Linked DNA regions of Homo sapiens: region 2 is linked to region 1. A link is a contact called in ENCODE Hi-C or POLR2A ChIA-PET data. All regions are on one chromosome and are shown on one strand. The core of a region is the stretch at or near the end of the contact, and the rest is flanking DNA. Distances in the headings are between cores, read along the strand shown.

Region 1 (3,583 bases), core at 439-2,938:
GGGTCTCTCGTTGCTATGTGTATGGACTGGACGAGACAGGAGCAACATCCACTCATTGAATGAACCCTGGTCTTGCAGCCAGATCACCTCAGTCCATCACCCATGGCTCAGAAGCTTGGGCAGGTGTCTCCTGTCCTCTGTGATTCCACTTTCCCATCTATAGACAGTGACACCAGTGGCCTCTTAGGGCTGTCTGTGCTAAGAGCACCTTGTCTTGCCTTCAGTGTACAATGTCAGAGCCTGGCTGCTGGCCTTTCCCCCAGATGGTAACCGGAGCAGGGACCAGAGGGCCCCACTGCCAAAGCATTTTGTTCTCCATGGTCACAGCCATTAGTCCCATGAAGAAATAAGGCAAAGGGATGAGCAGAGAGTCCCTCCCAAGGGTTAGAGGCAGGGGAGGGAGTAGAAAGGACCAGGCCAGCTTGATTTCCTCCCCCTACACCTTAACTTGTGCCTCCCCAACCTGCCCAATCTCACCGAATAGCAGCAGAATTCACCAAGTTTCTGCCGTCAAAAACCTGGGCACTGGCTTTGACTTTGACCCTTCCCTCGTTTCCTCGTAGCCCAGTGATAGGTTCTGTGAATTCCACCTGTCATGTAAGGTGTGACTCTTGGCCCAACCATGGCTCTCCATGCACCATGCCGCCCCCTGAGCCCAAGTCTCTGCCACCGCTTGCCTGGCTCATTGCAGTGCCTCCCGCCGGTTCCCAACCTCCCCCTGGCCCTCCGTCTGTTCTCTACACTGAAGCCACAGCCGTCACCCATGCCCATGTTTCTCCTGCACCAAGGCCACCACAGTCTGCAGTCACGTATGTATTTATGTGATGTGGAGTTTATTGTCTGACTTGCCCATGAGACGTGCTCCAGGAGGTCAAGGGCAGGGCCTGGGTTGACCGTCACTGCATCCCCAGTGCCCTTGATGAGGAACGGTTAAGCAACTGAGTGAATGACCCAGGCAGGGCCCTTGTTTCCTTGCTGTCTCTTGCTTCTTTTCCAAAGGGACTCCCCCTCTAGACCGTGTGATCCTCATGGGCAGGGGGTCTCTGCCTTTTGTACACTGCACATCGAGGGACTTGGTAAAGCTTTGGTGAATGAATCGTGAGTCTCTGAAGTAGAGAACTTGATGGGGATCCCTTAATGCAGACCACTGTCCTCAGATTCAGCCTGGGGCCACCTTCTCTGTGCCATCATTGCTCATTTTAGCTCCTTCTCACTGGTCTCCCAGGACCTTGGTTTCCATGAACCCTTTCTGACCTGAGAGCTTAGGCTGGGGCTGAACCCAGATTGCTGCTTGGTTATGGCCATTCTACCCCCAAGAGGAAGCGGGGTCTTCCTTTCCACTTTCCAGTGGGGTTTGGAAGCTAGAGGAGACATGCGGGAGCTCTGAGTGAAGCCCCCTCACTGCTGATGCCTAGAGCCTTTGGCCTGATGAGCTCTTCAGAACCTCTGTGACCTCTGGAACTGCATCCTTCCCAGATATTGCTTTCTTCCTTGGTAGAAAAAAAAAAAGCAGCCTCCCTCCAAAGTTCTGGGGACTTCCAGATGATATGGAAAATGTCCACAAGGAATGGCCACAGAAGAGCAGGTAAAGCCCTGGAGAGAGAGTCAAGGCTGGCTGGAGAAGGTGCCTGGTGCTGTGTGATTTGCTGCCTGTGTCCCTCTCCGAGCTGGAGTTTCCACCTGTGAAAGGAAGATTGCGCCACCTGTGCGGCTGCCAAGCTAAGGAGTATCTGACAGATTCACTGGAAGCAGGAAGTGTGCCAGCTGGAAAATGGTGATTTTTCATCCGACACCATCAGGAAAGCCCCAGACTTCACCCCCTCCCTCTCTCCTGTTATTAATGGCCATGTGGATCAAATTCCTCAGCCTTACTTCCTTCAAGGTTTTCTTCCAGAGCCTTATCTCAGGCACTCCTGGCTCCTTTTAGTTTCTTTCCTGCTGGGTAGGCATTTCCCCCAAGAGCCCAGTGAGTTTAGCATCAGCCTAGGTTGGGGAAGAATGTGGGCTCGGCTGGGAGGCTGGGGGTCACGAGCTGCCTTGTGGCTGCTCCTTGGGGTCTGGTGGAGCCCCAGCCTCTGGCTGTGACATACAGCCCCCTTCATGAAGCCAGACAGAATTAAGCCTTTTGTTTCCTGTTTGCTAGGCCGGCTTAAAGAAAACACAGAGGGTCCGTGCGGCTGGGACTCCCAACAAGACGGCCTTTGTATTCATTTAATTAATCAGTTAGCTGAGGGGAAGGAGAGGGGGAAAGTTCATGTTATAAATACATGTTTTTCTTTGGCTTCCCCTCCTGCAAAAGACACAGCCTGAATGGCATCCCCAAGACAGCCCCCCATCTCGCTGCAGACATGCTGAGGGCCAGGGGCCAGCCAGGCTGCAGCTGGGACCCTCCTTGCCCCTTTGCTTGCCCTGCCCCCTGCACCCCTCACCAAGGGGCCTTATCCCTGATGGCTGTGTGTCCTGGGGGAATGTTAATGCTGATGGGGTGGGCAAGGAGTGGTGACCACTGGCTTCTAGAGCCCATCCTTCCTCTTTACCTCTCCCCTCAGACCCCATACCCTCCAGGGATGAGGTGGCTGCACTGCCATGTGGGTGAAGTGTCTGTCCCCAAAGAGGTCTGGGCAGTTGGCAGGTGCACCGTGGAGAAGAAGTCCAGGCACACAGAAGGGCTGAAACTGGCACCAAGGTGTCCAGGCCGACAGAGTGCTGAGCACTGGCAGGGGACACCGAGGGATGTCTGGCATCCTCCATCCCACCTTCCATTGGAGCCTTCTGGAGTGCAGGGGGAGGAGCCGTGGAATGTGCTCTTAGGGCTCTGGGGAGGCTGTGGGTTGGGGGGGAGGGGTGAGTGCTCTGGGACAGATAATTTCATCACCCCTTCAGGCTCCACAGAGCATTTTTAAAGCTTTGTTTGATTATATTATTTAAACAATTATTTTTTTCTTTTTAGAGATGGGCAAATTAACTCACTATTCTCCCACCTTTCCTCTCTACCCCCAGCTGCCAGGTATTTTTAGAGTTTAAAAAACCTTTCATTATGAGGTAAAATATTTGCAGTCCCTGAATATATGGCCCTCAGAATAGAATTTCACCGTGGTAAGTTTTTCCTTATGTGCTCTTCATTTTAATTCTTATTGGAATCTCTGGTATCTGGGGACCATGGTGCTAGGCCTTCTGACTATGCTGCTCAGAAAATCCCCAGATCTAACCAAGAGGTACAGAGTTCAGGCTAGGACCTCACCTCTGGCCTCTAAATATTTATTTATATGAGACAGGCTGGAGTGCAGTCAGCTGATCATGGCTCACTGCAGCCTCAACCAGCTGGGTCCAAGCAATCCTCCCGCCTCAGACTCGCGAGTAGCTCAGACCACAAGTGCGCTAATTTAAAATTTTTTGGTAGAGACAAGACAAGGTCTCGCTATGTTGGCCAGGCTGGTCTTGAACTCCCGGGCTCAAGCGATCCTCCTGCCTGGCCTCCCAAGTATGGGGATTATAGGCATGAGCCACCATGCCTGACTTTGAATATTTATTTAACTTGCCTTGTCTGGACATCAGGACAATTACAAGTGGCTCCGCTTCCTTC
Region 2 (3,209 bases), core at 293-2,792, 49 kb after region 1:
TATATATACATACATATATACATATAATATATGTATATATAACATACATAATATATTATATATAACTTATATAATATAGTATATATAACCTATATATTATATATAATATATATAACACATATATACACACACACATGTTTATATGTGTGCATCTTGAGGGTGATTATAAATTTTTACTGGTAGAGTTTTGTAAACATCTGGGGATCCTATTCCCCTGGGAATCTCCGGGTCTTAGGACATGGCAGGCACTTGCAAATATGTGTGGCTGGACTCATACTGATTTAAATGGATACTATGGGATACTAATGGATACTATTGGAGAATCTTTTAAAGTTTTAAAATTTGACTTTGATTTGGTCCTCAATGATTTACTTCTAAATAGTATAGCTAGAGAACCATGGTGCAGCAAATAAACAAGAATAGTCAGCCCTCTGTATCCATAGGTTCCACATCCACGAATTCAATCAACAGCAGATGAAAAATATTTGGAGAAAAGAAAAAGGGATGGCTGCATCTTCACTGAGCATGTGCAGACTTTTTTCTTGTCATTATTTCCTAAACAATATAGTATTACAACTATTTACACAGCATTTGCATTGTATCAGGTATTATGGGTAATCTGGAGATGATTTAAAGTATATGGGAGAATATGTGTAGGTTATATGCAAATACAACACCATTTCGTATCACGGATTCGAGTGTCCATGGATTTTGGTATCCAAGTGGGATTCTGGAACAAATCCCATGCAGATACCAAAAAACAACTGTATGTGCCTTCTGTGTACCAGGTTCTAAGATAGGAACTGGGGCGACAAAATTAAAATAAAAAATTTTGGGCTGCACGCGGTAGCTCACGCCTGTAATCCCAGCACTTTGGGAGGCCAAGGTGGGTGGATCACCTCAGGTTGGGAGTTCAAGACCAGCTTGATCAACATGGTGAAACCCCCATCTCTACTAAAAATATTAGCCAGGTGTGGTGGCGCATGCCTGCAAACCCAGCTACTCGGGAGGCTGAGGCAAGAGAATCGCTTGTACCCGGGAGGCAGAGGTTGCGGTGAGCAGAGATCACGTGGTTGCATTCCAGCCTGGGCAACAGGAGCAAAACTCTGTCTCAAAAAAAAAAAAAAAAAAAAAAAAAACAATTTAGACATGGGAGTCTCACTATGTTGCCCAGGCTAGACTCGAACTCCTAGCCTCAAATGACCCTCCCACCTCAACCTCCTGAGTAGCTGGGACTACAGGTGCATGCCACCATGCCCAGCTTGGGGTGATAAATTTGAGGTCCTTCACCTCAAGTTACGTATATTTCTTTTTTTCAAAAACAAACAAAAATAACTAAACAAGAAATTTTTGTAATGTAAATTTTCAAACAGATTTCAAGAAAGAGAACAAGCAGTAGATCATGAACTCCATGTACTCATTACCCAGCTTCAGCAACTATCAGCCCTCCCTCTTCACTGGGGTTGTTTGGAAACAAGTCCCAGGCCTTGTATCATCTCCTCTGCAAGAGCTCCGGTGCGCACAGCCTTTTAGAGACAGGCAGACTTCTCAACAAATGCTGCTGTGTTGCGGGAGCTGTGCCAGACCCCACTGGAAAGACCTGGGCCTAGCGCTAGTCTGGAGGGATCACCACTCCCTGGGGAAAACAGAGAGAGGTCAGGAATGATTTTTATATCGAGGGTGTCTAGGCTGAGTCACTAGGCTTAACTTCTAGGCTCCTGTGTTGAAATTTCAGAACGACAGAGGTGACCTGCCAGATAAGGACTGAATATGAGAGGAAGACACACCTATCGGAGGAGACCGCAGGCTTTCACACAACATAGATGGAGCACTTACAGCTCTCACAGTCTGCCTCCCTTATCCCACAATGGGAAAACTTAGGCTCAGAAAGCTGAGGCCTCCTCCCCACAGCTGCACAACTGGAGATCGGCAGGGCAGAATGGGGCTGGGCCCAGGTTCCTCCTTCTGCCTCCCCTCAGCATATGGGGGACCCCTGGCCGTGCCAGGCTGGGCTTGCCTTTTTCACACACCCAGGTTTCTGTGGCTGGGAACAGCATAACGCTGATTGCCCAACAGGCTCTGGGCTGCGGGCGCCCCTCCACCCCCTGGCAGCTTCTGGAGGGGGCCAGCGGCCTGTAGCCCCCGAGTCATCACGGGAGGCGTGTGACTTCTTCTTTCTTCCTGTACAAGTTGAGCACTTGCCACCCTGCTGTCTGTTTTTCCTTGCTAAGGTTCAGTTCTAATTATGTTGATTTTCTTCATCCCATCCCTCCTGGAAGCTTATTAGGTTGAATATTTTTATTTATTATCATTTCGCCCAACTCCTGCCAGCATTTCCAATTACTCTCCCCGCTTCCTTGTAATTGTCTTTCTGTAATGGCTCTGAAACAATTGCGCTAAATGAGGTGTCTCCTGGAAGATGAGAGTCTCACTTCATTAAAGGCTAATGTATTCTCAGCTCCAGCTCTGTGGGGCTAGCTTGGAAGGAAGACATTTAAACAGCTTCTTTTATTTTATAGGGAGCAACTTTTCAGCGACAAAGATGTCTGTGGGGTATATGTGTATGTGTGTGCGTTGCCTGGATTTTAATTTAAAGAAAGTTTATGAAATAGTGTAAGTCCCTTTATTGATGAGACTCTGTTCTCTGGGAGCTGAGATCTACACAGATGGGGTGCAGGGGAGCAAGAGGGGAAGGGGCAGTTGATTCTGAGGTCCGCCTGCCTTTCTGCTGGTTCCCAACCCAACCTCTCTTCCTCCATTCCTGCTGGCTCAACCCCCAGATGGATTCATGCCTCCATCCTGTGTTTCTACCTCCTCATTATATATTATATAAATATATATATATATTATATTTCTACCTCCTCAGCTCAGATTCCACTGTGGTGATGGCCTCAGTGATGTTATTTTATATCAATCAAGTTTTTTTTTTTAGTTCATATATCCTGTCTCTTCATTGTTCATTCATTTGTTCTATTGTCATTCATTCAACACCTGTCCATTGCCCACTCTGTTCAGGCCTTATTCAGGTTAGAGATATGCCTTTTGGAGCTTATAGAACGGTAGCAAAGAGAGACAGCTGACAAGTAAGCAGGCACCTCTAGCACAATATGTTAAGTGCCTCCATCAGGCAAGGCCACAGCGCTCGTCAAGCGGTGAAGAGGGCACTTTGTGAAACCTTGTGGGATCAGGGCTGATACCTGAAGTGGCCA

The links. A loop is a pair of places that touch in the nucleus more often than their neighbours do. ChIA-PET counts read pairs that join two places held with the same protein, here RNA polymerase II (POLR2A).
Region 2: a loop to region 1 is called in a map of endothelial cell of hepatic sinusoid, with 4 times the contacts of the local background. The contact joins two enhancer-like sites. A Hi-C loop is called at or near these places in 3 of 168 maps with a recorded cell type or tissue (DLD1, endothelial cell of hepatic sinusoid and heart left ventricle). POLR2A ChIA-PET finds 5 or more read pairs at or near these places in 2 of 52 experiments (Panc1 and WTC11).

Annotation. Positions count from the first base shown.
Region 1 is chr11:125,199,888-125,203,470 of GRCh38, forward strand. The region is part of intron 1 of PKNOX2 (PBX/knotted 1 homeobox 2); the gene reads left to right. Among named protein-coding and RNA genes, the nearest start is that of PKNOX2, 37 kb to the left of the region's middle. Within about 2 kb of position 1,689, at least 3 of the 41 ENCODE cell types and tissues checked have a DNase peak (open chromatin) inside an H3K27ac peak, as active enhancers do.
Region 2 is chr11:125,248,953-125,252,161 of GRCh38, forward strand. All of the region lies in intron 2 of PKNOX2 (PBX/knotted 1 homeobox 2), which reads left to right. Among named protein-coding and RNA genes, the nearest start is that of PKNOX2-AS1, 16 kb to the right of the region's middle. Within about 2 kb of position 1,543, at least 2 of the 41 ENCODE cell types and tissues checked have a DNase peak (open chromatin) inside an H3K27ac peak, as active enhancers do.